Linked DNA regions of Mus musculus: region 1 is linked to region 2. A link is a contact called in ENCODE Hi-C data. All regions are on one chromosome and are shown on one strand. The core of a region is the stretch at or near the end of the contact, and the rest is flanking DNA. Distances in the headings are between cores, read along the strand shown. Region 1 overlaps Tns1 (tensin 1). Region 2 holds the start of Rpl37a (ribosomal protein L37a).

Region 1 (6,343 bases), core at 407-2,906, 1.2 Mb after region 2:
CACGACCATCCCACCTGGAATCAGTAGGACCACGCCCACGCTGGGGTGGAAATCAAGACATTCAGTGCAGAGGAAAGCGAGCCTAAGAAAACCAAACTAAAGCCGGGCGTGGTGGTGCACACCTTTAATCCCAGCACTCGGGAGGCAGAGGCAGACAGATTTCTGAGTTTGAGGCCAGCCTGGTCTACAGAGAGAGTTCCAGGACAGCCAGAGCTACACAGAGAAACCCTGTCTTGAAAAACCAAAAAAAGAAAAAGAAAAAGAAAACCAAACTAAGCCCCTATTGCACAGTGGTTCTCAACCTGTGGGTTGTGACCCCTTTGGGGGAGATGGGTAAATGACCCTTCCACAGGGGTCGCATATCAGATATTTCCATCACAGTTCCTAACAGTAGCAAAATTACACATATGAAGTAGCAACAAAAATAAATTTTTCATTGGGGTCAGCACAACATGAGGAACTGTATTGAAGGGCTGCATCATTATAAAGTTGAGAACCACTGCCCTATAGGAATGGCTACCTACTGCCAGGGACCAAGGTGGGAACATCTAACATAGCACAGCTGGAGGGAACCTTGGTACTCACCTGTCTAATGCTTCCTGTGGAGGTGAAAACACGCATGCCCGGAGACGCACCGAAGCCACTCGGGCAGTGTCCCTTATCCCATGACCACCATGAGTCTTTACTGAACGTCTGCCCTCCTGAGCTAACCTTCTGCCAGATCACAGCCCCTCTTCTTGTCCTTCAAATCAGGGCTAGACTGGCCCCACAGCTGAGATCAACTGTGAACTCCTTAAAAGTATTTCTCAGGGGGCCAGTGAGATGGATCAGTGGGTAAAGGGTGTGTGGGTAAAAGCTTGCCACCAAACCTGACAACCTGAGTTCCCAAGTTCGATCCCACACACAGACATGGTAGAAAGAAAAAAGTGATTCCCCCAATCTCCACACGTGTATCATGGCATGCATGTACCTATGTGTACATGTGTAGCACACGCAAGCATATTTATACACACACACACACAAATAAATAAATGTTTATAAATAAGGTTATTGGGGCGGGAGAGCAATTGTTTCTCAGGATTGTACATGGATGTCCTGAGGCATTTTTTGTGGCAGTGAGTCCTTAAGCAGCCTGCAGTAACCACAGGTGCCCAGGTTTCAGAAAGATGTATTTCCTGCCACTGTGCCGCCAGGAAATAAGTCATAGCTCTAGGACTGTATGTAACTTTAAACTAGGGATACTACCTCACTAGGGTCTGAACCTGAGAGTCCCTCACAGGCTCATGTTGTGAACACTCAGTGCCTAGCCGGTGGCTCCACTTTGAAAGACTGTGGAACCATTGGGGGGTGGGGGAGCAGAGAGTATCAGAAGATGACCTTTGAAGGGAATGTCCACCCCAGATTGCTGCTTCTTTCTCTGCTTCCCAGGTTTCAGTGATGTGAACGTGAACGGCCTTTATCACACACTCCCTTGCCATCAATAAGCTGACCCATCACTCCATCCCTATCACAGACTGAAATCTCTCTTCAACCACGATCCCAAATAAAACATTGCTCCAAGTACTGTCTGCCAGCTCACTGTCACGGAGATACAAAAGTAGCCGGCTGGTACAGCAAGCCGACACTGGTTCTATTGAAGGCACTGTTGCCAGGCGAACGCCACCAATACCCAGGAAGAGAAAGCCAACCACACACCTTCAGTACACAGGATAGCCTCTAGAAGGACCTGCACAGGCTTAAACGCCTGAGTGGCCAAGTGAGAGGTCCTGTTCCCTCTACCCCTCCCAGTCCCTCTGTGTTCACTGCACACAGCCAGGTAGTGTATGTGCCTCTGGGAAAGGAAGTGGCACAAGGGGTATTTTTGTCAACAAGGTGGCACCCTGCTGGCGCCTGGGTACTAACTGTGCCTGAACTGGTGCCCAATGGCAACAAATTTCCCAGCTAGCATTCAGGCAGTGCCCAGAGTGGCATTTCATTGTCAGAGGGTGGGGACAGGAAGGTTAAATGCCTAGTCACTTGAGAGCAGGTGAGAAAAGAGATCTATCCCAAGCCAGCCTCGTCAAACTCCATGTGAAAAGCCATCCACAGACCTAGAGAGTGGGAGCCACACACAGCTAAGTGCACTTACCTTCTGGAGGCTTAGTCACCTCCTCCCCCTCGTCTTCCTCTGAGGGAGGGAGGAGAAGAGAGACAGGAGGAGGAGAGGCAGGAAGGAAGGGCAGATGATAAAGATGAGAGGAAGAGCCAGGACAAGAAAGAGAGAGAGAGAAGTTATCAGGATTACTTCTAGAGAAAGAATTTGCTGAAGAAAGGGAGGCTGGAAGCTGAGCTACTCTGCACAGAACCTCACTCAGGAGCCTGGTCCCTCCCAGCCTCTGCAGCCAGGCCTTGTGTGGATCAGGCATCAGGTAATAGCATGCTGGCTAGTGAGAGAAGGCCTCTGGCCCTTCGTCTCTGTGATGGCTGGGTGTGTGTCTGCCCATGATCGTATGTGGAGCACGTGGAGGCTGTGCCTAAGCCAGTGCCTGCATTGTTCACAAGTGAATATAACTACCCTCTTACCTGGCTGGATCAGTCTTCTGGCAACTAAAGAAAAAAGCAAAAGTTGACCCCCAAGAGCCCCAGCTCAGCTTCAAAATTAGAGTCACTCTCTAGTTCAACAGACTCCAAATTGCCATCAAAAGTCCCAGAACTCTTGTCTCCCTCCCCACAGAAAAAAACTAGGGGATGAACAGGAGATAGAGGAACGGGTCTGGTAACCATTCACTGTAGACAGTAGCCATCCCCCTCCCCCATGGTCATCTACCTCATAACTAATACAGGTGGTCTTGGGGTGGTTGGGGGGAGGCCTTGGGGCCTAGCTCCTATTTTCAGGGCCAAAAGCTGCTGGCACTGGGCATGTGAACACGGGGTGAACAGAGTCCACTTCGGGGCAGTAAGCACCTTTCTAGGAAGAGGAAGCTGGGGCTGATAGTAAAATAGTTGGGGGTTGGGGGAGGGTAGACAGCACGGGCACTGGAAGTGACTCATTTTTCAGGCAAAGCTTTGTGGGCAAACAAGAAAAAACACCTATGTTCCAGCCTCTGTTGGGCTGCTCAGCATAGGAGCCAGTGGGCAAGGGTGAGAGGCTGCCACCAAACAGCAGGCATGCCTCTCTACACACCTATGTGTACACACACAAGTGCTGGGACACAGGTCTGACCAACTCCAACAAAACTGGAAGCAGGTCTCAAAATCCTAAGGCCCAGAAGATAGCAGTAGGCTGGAAGAACACCCAATGCCTGCAGAGGGCTCCACTCCCCCACCCCCTACCCCTCACCCCTAGGCATCCTCCTCATTCCCAGGAAGGTCCCCAAACCTCTGCTCTGTGAGGAATCTACTGAGAACACCTGCCCAGGCTACTGATTTCTCCTGGCCTCCCTGGCCATTTCCCTCCCTCCCTTCCAGCCACTCACCACCTGTGGGGTGCAGCAAGATGTCTGCTGGGTTGTGGGGTTTCAGGCCCAGAGCAGACAGGGGTGTCTTGGCCAGACCTGGAGGAGAGCGCGCTGCGTGGAAAGAAGAGGGGGAGATGCAGGAAGTGAGATCACATCATGGTAACGGTGTGTGGTGGTGAAGCCTGGGTGACCAAGAATCAGCCCCAAAGCCCCCTTTCTCCCCCTGCTGAACTGCCTCCTCTGACCTTCCCTGCCTACACATTTCAGCTTGAAAGGGAGAGAATTCAGAAGTGACACCCTGTCCTGACCCTTGCCCACTACTAAGAGACCTCTGGCTCCTCTCTACAGCTGCACTGCCTTTATCTCATGAAGACGTATTAAACACAGTGGGCTTCTTCCAGTATCTTTGCCTCTCTCTAAGACTAGTAACTTGCCACTCCCTCTTTCCCCAGCATTCTCTACACACACACACACACACACACACACACACACAGTCTGTGTAAACCACTCACACAAATGGAAGACAAGGGACCCACAGTCTCTACAGGACACATCTTGAAAAGCAGAGCCGAACATCACAGGCAGGGACCTCACCATCCCTGAGCCTCAGCAGCCCTAGGCCATGTGGTCCATTCAAAATTGCAAGAGAGCCCTTGTTAGAGTGAGGCTTGGTACTCTGGGAGGAGACACCAGCACTCCTCTGTCAAGAGCACAGCTTCCTGGGTGAAATGAGGCTCCTTCTGAGTGACCCATCTGGGTTACAAGTGTCACATATCACACGAGGTCAGAAAGGGCTGCCCAGCTTTTTTCCCATCAGCCAAGGACTTTGAGCCAAGCGACAGGGGTAGTATCGTGCCCAGTCACGAGATAGCTCAGTGGCAGCTGCCATGTTTCTGAGAAATAAAGAAATAAGGCCTGGGGCTCACGTCAGGGATCTTGACAGCCAGGAGAAAGCACGGCCCCTAAGGAGATTAGTGAGTAGCCTGCATATGGCCAGGACTCAAACTTGGCTCCATGGTCATTATTTTAAGAAACAGACAGCAACAACAAAGTACCATCCTTCAGTGTGAGTAGCAGGCATAGCTTATCTGTGTGTGTGCAGGTGAGTGTACGTACACACACACACACACACATATGCATGCAAGAACGCACACACCCACTAACACATGCACACACATGTGCCCAAACAGGGCACATCACAAGGACAGATAAGACCTGCTTCTTTGCTCCTTTTCTCTATTGCTAGGCATCCCAACGGACAAATGCATGCAACATATACACGGCTGAGTCAGGTAAGGTCTTCCCTTGCTCTCTCCACATCATCTCCCTTTGCTGTACGGCTAACACCATGGTTTGCTCGTGAGCACGTCTCTGTCACTTAGTAATGTCTGTCACCCACATGCCTGTTCGAATGGCATCAGCATGAAAGAATGAGCTGCAGAGAGCAGAATTTGTGGGAGAAGTCCCCATCCCGGCTCACATCTGCTATCCAGCAGGTGCATCTGAGGGGCAGGGGATCAAGGAGAAAGGGAAGGGGGTTCAGAAATAGTAGCCGGCTTTACTTGGTTTTCTCCTCCCCACCCCCATCTTTGGCTTCCCAGACCCGAGCAATGTGACCCTTATACTGACATAGGGAGTGGGTGACTCTGAACGCAAGCGGCCCTCTCTTTCCTGAGAGAAACATTCCTTGCATTTCTCCGTCTTCCAACCTCTCTCCCCAGCCCGTGGCATTTATGAAACTTCTGACTTAGATCTGTCCCCGGGGCACCCATGACTCGCCACAGGAGACAATTCTGGTACAATTACCATGGCTTCCATTCCCAGCAGGGGTTATCCAGCCCTCAGAGCTGTGGGTGCAGTGGGGAATGGAAGAAGCTGTAAGGGTTTAGACAAGACCTGGAAGAGAGATGGCATCTAGCCGCAAGAAGCCACAAAGCCAGCTCGTAAGCCAGCCAGGTGTCCCGGGTCTGTACAACTGTTCTAGGATCACCCAGCTCCTGAGCATTTGGGGTTAGCTAATCTGAACTGAGCTGTGCTAGGTATAAAAAATACACACAGGAATTCAAAATGTGTGCAAATATAACTTTTAAAATAACACAAAATAACACTTGTGTTTGTTTAGTATTTTGTTTTCATTTTGGGTTTTTTTGGGGTTTTGTTTGTTTGTTTGTTTGTTTTGTTTGAGACGGGCTCTTGGTTTCAAACTCGCAATCCCCCTATTTCAGCCTCTTGAGTGATAAAACTTATCAGTGTATACCACACTTGGCTCATTTTTAAAATGCTGATATTGCCAACTCCATATTTTAGACTAGAGCTATATAAAAATAATACTAACATTAATGCCACTGCTATCCTTGAAAATAAATTCTCTGTGTGTACACATGTAGTATATTCATGTGTGCACGTGTGCCCGAGGCATGCACACATGGAAGTCAGAGGCTGAGAGCTATGCTTTCCTTCAGCACTTTCCATCTCACTTTGAGACTGGGTCTGTGGATTCAGCGAGACTGGCCAGCCAGCACCTGGGCGTCTGCTTGTCCTGGCACCCAGAGCTGAGACTACAGGTGCTCCTGGCTTTTCTTCTGTAGGGGGGCTAAGGGTCAAAACTCGGGTTTTCATGATTGTATAGCAAGCACCTTACCCACTAAGTCATCTTATAATATTTTTGATATTATAAACCATCTCAATTAAATATTGATATTGAAATTCTGATTTCTCTATTGAAATGACAATTTTTCAGATTTACTAAAAAGTTACTACAACTGATTTCACTAGCATCCTGACACATAGGGAGTTTTAAATCACAAATGTGTGTGTGTATGTGTGTCTGTGTGTGTCTGTGTGTGTGCCTATGCTGTGTCCACTGGGCATCAGGAACCATGCCCCCCCAGGACTATTGCAGTCCC
Region 2 (6,865 bases), core at 699-3,198:
ACAGTGTAGGGTTTTTCAGTCTTGGCACAGACCAGGTGTGATGTCTGAGTACATGTGTGTATGTATGTGTGTGTGTAGTTGTCTATGCATAAATCATTGTCCTCTTCCTCACTAGAGGATAACGCCACCCTTATCAAATGTCTGCAGATATTGCTGTGTCCTGGGAAGGAGAGGGTAAACAAGATCTCCATGGCTGAGAACCATTTATGAAGTATATAGCAACTGGCATGTTTTTAATAAGCTAGCAAAGAGAGAATATGCTACAATATGCTAGAAACTGGAGTATAACACACATAATGGCATATACTGTTTTATGGGATTCTTGATTTTACTAGATTTGTATGAAGTGGGTCGCTGTGTAAGATGTCTTTCTTACAATGAATTAGAGTCAAAAAGACTAAAAGTCACTAAAAAGAGCAATGTAACCATCCTGGGCCTGTATTTAGCTACTCAAAAAGCTGGCATGGCAAGATAAAGGACTACCTGAATTGTAAAGGGAGTTCAAAGTTGGACAACTTAATGAGACCTTGTATCAGAATAAAAAATAAGAAAAGGCTGGGTATACAGTTCAATTATAGTAACTTGGGTAGTATGTATGAAGCCCTAGGTTCAATCCCAATACAAATAAACACATAAATAAATAAACACAATCTCAAATTATGGTAGACTCATAAATGCTAGCCCCAAATTACATGTTCCAAGAGGAAAACAAAACAAATAGAGGAAAAATTAAATAAATAATGTACAAAAATACTTAAGAATTAAGAGTTTCACAAACTTTCACATTACAAAGAGAATCAGTTCTTTTTTTAAAAAAAAAAAAAAGACAAATCTTTCCGAATATTTATTTATTTTCTATGTATAGATATTTTTCTTGTACACATATCTGTGGACCACGTGAGGTCACAAGGAGTCTCCTAAAAGTAGAGTTACACGCACTTTTGAGCCACCATGTGGGTGGAAAGCAGAGTCAATGAGCCCTCTTTCTAGCCCCAAGACAGACTTCTTTAAAATCAAACACTAACATCATTTCCCACTGGAAATCTTAAAGTTTAAGAAAATCTTAGGAGAGAGAAGTGTTTAAAAATTTCAGAGCCAGGCGTGGTGGCACACGCCTTTAATCCCAGCACTTGGGAGGCAGAGGCAGGCGGATTTCTGAGTTCGAGGCCAGCCTGGTCTACAGAGTGAGTTCCAGGACAGCCAGGGCTACACAGAGAAACCCTGTCTCCAAACCTCCCTCCCCTCCCCCCCAAAAAAAGAAAGAAAGAGAACCACCACTTTAGGGTCTTGGGTTCAAGTAGCCTCTATTCCTTACATTATCCCCAGAACTCTGATCAGCAACATTTCGTAACTCTTTTTTTTTTTTTTTTTAGATTTATTTATTTATTATATGTAAGTACACTGCAGCTGTCTTCAGACACTCCAGAAGAGGGCATCAGATCTCATTATGGATGGTTGTGAGCCACCATGTGGTTGCTGGGATTTGAACTCAGGACCTTCAGAAGAGCAGTCTGCGCTCTTAATCGCTGAGCCATCTCTCCAGCCCATTTCGTAACTCTTAATCGTGACGAATATGACTGTCTCCCAGCCGAACTGTAACTCGGCCTGGGAGCGGATCCTAGGCGTTTACTATGGCCAGCATCTAGCACCCGGCCTGGCGATTTTCCGAAGTATAATATAGTGGGAAGGCAATGCGCCTCAGTCACAAACGTCGCGCTTTAAACACTTAAAGGCAAGCCACCTAAAACCCGTCTCTTCGCGAGCAGAACGCAAGAAATCGCATCTGCTCTGCAGAACTTTGGTTATGTGTAAGCTAAGAAGGATGTGCTTCCAGCTCGTGAACCACTTCTGCGCATCTATGCATTTCTCAGTGGAGACAGCGAATAAACCGCCAGAACACCGAGTTCACTTCCGAGAGAGGAGGTCGCGTCACTTCCGCTCGCCGGTCTAAAACCGCGCATGCGCATTGCGTCCCTTCCTCTTCGGACTTGGGCTTGGGTTCCGGCGACATGGTGAGTGTCTTCGTAACCGCTTTGGAAGTCGCTATCCATCGTCATCTGCCTTAGTCTCCGGCGTCCCGCTCTCAGCCCACCTCGGGTAGTCTGTGCTGTCCCTGTCCTGTCTGCTGTCGGGCTTCTCCCGGCGTCTGGAGCCCCGTACGCGGCCGGAGGCGGCTCGGCGGGGCTTGGCCCAGCGCGGTAGTTAATGCACAATCTGGAGCCTTTTGGCGCTCTGTGGGCGCCTTCCTTGATGGTTGAGCTTGAGGGAAAACAGGATTCAGCCGAGTTTGTGCTCAGCGGCGCGTTGGCGTGCACCGACTGGCTCAATGTCTCTGCTCCGTTCCTTTCCTCTGTCAACAGGCTAAACGCACCAAGAAGGTCGGCATCGTCGGCAAGTACGGGACCCGCTATGGTGCCTCCCTCCGGAAAATGGTGAAGAAAATTGAAATCAGCCAGCACGCCAAGTACACTTGCTCCTTCTGTGGCAAGGCAAGTCGGCCTCGGGTTAGGGAGGAGGGTGCCATTGCTCCCGAGCTAAGGCGGTTTGGGCTCGCTTTTTGCGGAGCATTCGTTGTTTACTTGCAACTAGTGAGGAACTTAAGGGTGAATGGTTTGGAGAGGAAAAAGTCCGATCTTGGGAAATTGATAGCGATGTCAGCGCATCTGTACCAACCCCAAAGAGGTCTGTTTAGCCTGTAAATAATACTCTGCTTGGGTTACTAGAATTTAACTGCTAATGGATAAGCTGGCTTTTCCATAGTTTACTCTCTGGAAGTCTCAGGGATTTTTTTTTTATATATATTTCATAACAAGATCTTAACTACTTACAGACCAAGATGAAGAGACGAGCCGTCGGCATCTGGCACTGTGGTTCCTGCATGAAAACAGTGGCCGGTGGGGCCTGGACCTACAAGTGAGTGTTTTCTCCTGTGGTATAGGAAAGGCTATGGACTGCACAGCCCGTGTTCCAGGTCTGGTGCATATCGGATTTGTTTTAGTTTAAAGCAAATCATGAGTTTGGGTTTAAAAGTTAATAGTTTTTGGTCAGGGCTATACAGTGAAACCCTGTCTCAAAAACAAAGTTATGGTTATAGATAAAAGCTCAGAGCCGGGCGTGGTGGCGCACGCCTTTAATCCCAGCACTCGGGAGGTAGAGGTAGGCGGATTTCTGAGTTCGAGCCCAGCCTGGTCTACAAAGTGAGTTCCAGGACAGCCAGGGCTACACAGAGAAACCCTGTCTCGGGGGAAAAAAAAAAAAAGAAGAAGTTCAGACTTTGATTCTCATATTCCTTTTGAATTGTACAGTCACCATGCTCTTTGGAAAATTACAGTTGATCTAAGTCCATTGGTGTTTGTGCTGGACTTGACTTAACACTACAAGTTATTTCTATAAAATGGTTTGAGGTTAATTGACTCGGGATTGTATAGAACATTGGAGGCTGTTTGGGCATATTTAGTGCTATGACCTTGACAGAGCCAGATGTTGTTGAAATGAAGCCTCCTGTCATTGTTTGCTTTGTTCTTAAGAGCTTTAGCATCTCAAACCAACAGCTGCCCCTCCACCCCTGAGTTTGCTGGCCAGAAGTCTGGTATCCAAGTGGTGTGGTGTTTTTATACTTCCAGCATGGCCCTCTGAGTGTGGCTAGTTGCTGAGGAGGTGAACATGTGGGTTGCAGTTTTTCTTGACGCCTTGGTATTGAAAAAACAGTCTGAGTGTGTTTAAGAGCAGCTTGAGTGCACAAGGAGTAGTGGTAGCAAGTGCTCTGTCCTGATAGGTGACTGACTATTCATACACAGTGTGTGGTCTGGCTGTTTGGTTTGGGGGTGTAGGCTTAAAACTTATCATAGGCCTCCTCTATCCTGTCTACAGAGGAGAGCACCTTAAGATCTCGTGGAGTCTGGGTCTGTCTCTTTTTCAATATTGAAGAAATCAGATGCTCAAGCACCTTAGAATAGTGAGAGTGCCCCAAGTCTTGGCTTTTGAAGGGTGCCACCATGCCAGTGTGACATCAGCACTGGTCTTGTTAGGTAAGGTTCACTGCAGCATGGTTGGTGTTGGCGAAGGATGCTATCATTCTTTCCATGAGAAAATTAAGAAATTTCAGGACTATAGGGGAACAATGGGACAGATACACTCAGGTGTTCTATGTTAACATTCACAGTTATGTTGGAAATGGTTTTTCTTCACAGCACCACCTCTGCAGTCACAGTGAAGTCTGCCATCAGAAGACTGAAGGAACTGAAAGACCAGTAGAAGCCCTGCTGTCTGAGACTTGCCTAGCCTGCAATAAACGGGTTATTTACGTAACTTTTTTTTTTTTGCCTTGTTTGTGGTTAATTAAAACATTTGGTGTGTGTTCTATTTTTTATTTTCGAAAGATGCTTGTTTTGAGACATACTGTGTGACCCTGGCTGGCCTTGAGTGCCTGGTTCTCCTTACAAGTGTAGATACATCTGGCTTAAGATTTTAGTCTTTCAGAAATAAAAATGTTGCTAAGACAATTATGTACATAGCTTGGTTTGCTATATTGTCAGCAAACTGAAACTAGAATATTTATAGAAATGTTAATAAGATTGAATTAAATGTAGTGTGAGTACTTGGTAGGAAATAAATGATAATACATAGGTAAATAACAAAAATGAGGGTCTCCTGACAAATTTAGGGTTTAATATATTTAGGAATAGTTTTATGGCTAGCCTTTTCTGAAACTTTACAGTTAACTGCCAGGTTTGTCAGTTATGCTTTGACCAGCCATGCCAAAGCTACTGGACTCCTTGGGAGCCACCAGACAAGTCCTATGCATTCCAAGTCCAGAACAGTCATTTTCCTTAGAGTAAAAGCTTGACCTTTTGTGGGCCCATCCCCATCTTACACAGCAGTCACTTCTGACTTTCTTATTCTGAGGTTTACTCGGTTCCTGTTACCTGTGCTCCAGTTCTGCCTAGACACATCCTAAGCAGTACTTACTAGACCTATAGCAGTAACCGCTTGAAATTTCAAGTAAGCAGTTAAACTTGTGTGTGAGAAGTGCAGGGGTTTTTTTTTGGGGGCGGGGGGTTACTGTATGCGTGTGTCTGCATCCCTGTATGCATGGTGTCTGAAGATGACACCAGATCCCCTGGAACTGGAATGACAGTTGTTACTATGTGATGGAAGAATTGCCAGTGCTCTTAAGTGCTAAGCCGTTTTTCCAGCCCCCAAGAAATTATGTAATTTCTAAATGATGGAGCTGGGTTTGAATTTTGGTCTTATACCCCAGAACCAAGATTCATAGCTGTTTTTATTTTGTGGTAGTCCAGTGGCTGAAGCCACAAGTAGGAAAGTGGAGGAGAGAAGGCTGGAAATTAGATCCTGCCTTTTGAGTTGCATTAGGTTGGCTTCCACGTGCTCCTTCCTGGGCTGAGCTTGACCTCTGTTACAAGGTTCTCCGAGTCTCTGGTGCTGGGCAAAGGCAGGGATTTAGAAGAGCCTACTTTCAGATCGTGATTGCTTCTTGATTTAGGTTGGGGGGTGCCAGGGAAATTTTTATGTGGCTGTAAATATGTGAGTAGGAAAGAGGCATAAAAATCAAACATTTACTGATAACTGTAATTTTATCATTTATAAAAAACAAGCAAATCGTAATTATTTTCACATAAAGAATTAAATCTTGGACCAGATGAGACAGTTCTAAGTGGAAGCCTGAGAGCTCTCCTACTTGGAAGTTAGAGGATTGACCACTCCTAGAAGTTATGCTGATTTCTGTGTGCATATAAACATGAGTATGTATAAAATTTTGCTTAGATATTTGATGCCACAGGATGCAGAGCAACTTTCAGAGTTTTAACTTTATGATTGGCAATGTTGAGATAGAATGCCTCAAGTGTCTCAAATTCTGTGCTTAGCAATCATTGTTAGAATAAGAAATAGAGCCAGGCAGTGGTGGCGCACACCATTAATCCCAGCCCTTGGGAGGTGGAGGCAGGCAGATTTCTGAGTTCAAGGCCAACCAGAGTGAGTTCCAGGACAGCCAATGCTATACAGAGAAACCCTGTCTCAGGGGAAAAACATACACACACCAAAATAGTTTCTAATAACAGACTAGCACATTTACATAGCTCATAGGAAACAGTTCATGGAGGATTCAATTAGGAAGGAAGGCAGCCAAAAGATACCAGTGAGTTTTAAATGAGAATAGGGCCAGGTAGATTGCTTACTGTGTGAACCTGGATAGACTGGAGTTTGATCTCTGGAACCCACATGGTAGATTAAAAGAACAGACCCCACTAAGATGTCATATGCCTGCCTTTGTACACCATGGCACATAAAGAATTTCCCAATAAATAAGGTTTTTTGTTTTTCTTTTGAGACAGGGTTTCTCTGTTATTAGCCCTGGCTGTCTTGGAACTCACAAAGCTGTAGACCAGGCTGGCCTTGAATGTAGAAATCTGCCTGCTTCTGCCTCCCAAGTGCTGGGATTAAAGGTGTGTGCCACCACTGCCCAGCCCCAGTAAATAAGTCTTAAAATAGGCAGGACATAGTGGCACTCATCTTTAATCTCAGCTCTTGGGAGGCAGATACAGGTGGATCTCTTGTTCAAGGCCAACCTTGTCATGTAGAGTTCAGGACTACCCAGGGATACCTAGATCCTTTCTCAATAGCAATAACTTTCGAAGGGCAGCAGGATGCATTGAAATGACAGCATGTAGGTTTGGAAAGGGTAAATGTTAAAATGTTCTAAGGCTCTTGTATTCAGGAAGGGGTCTAATTACAAGTCAAACATCATAATCTCTAGTAATCATCGCTAGAACAGTGGAAGTAGAATTAGAAGCTCTCAGTCACAAGATGGGGAAGGGGGCTGACATGCAGCTCAGTGGTGCTTGGC

The links. A loop is a pair of places that touch in the nucleus more often than their neighbours do.
Region 1: a loop to region 2 is called in a map of T-helper 1 cell, with 6 times the contacts of the local background. The contact joins the enhancer-like site here to the promoter of Rpl37a in region 2. A Hi-C loop is called at or near these places in 2 of 37 maps with a recorded cell type or tissue (T-helper 1 cell and regulatory T cell).

Annotation. Positions count from the first base shown.
Region 1 is chr1:73,933,770-73,940,112 of GRCm38, forward strand. It overlaps Tns1 (tensin 1), which reads right to left. Exons shown (of 33, transcript NM_001289895.2): 22 at 3,456-3,548. Among named protein-coding and RNA genes, the nearest start is that of 6030407O03Rik, 72 kb to the left of the region's middle. Within about 2 kb of position 1,657, at least 1 of the 3 ENCODE cell types and tissues checked has a DNase peak (open chromatin) inside an H3K27ac peak, as active enhancers do.
Region 2 is chr1:72,709,312-72,716,176 of GRCm38, forward strand. Rpl37a (ribosomal protein L37a) reads left to right here and starts at 1,949. Exons shown (of 4, transcript NM_009084.4): 1 at 1,949-2,012; 2 at 2,361-2,489; 3 at 2,831-2,913; 4 at 4,191-4,502. The coding sequence starts at 2,010. The coding sequence ends at 4,254.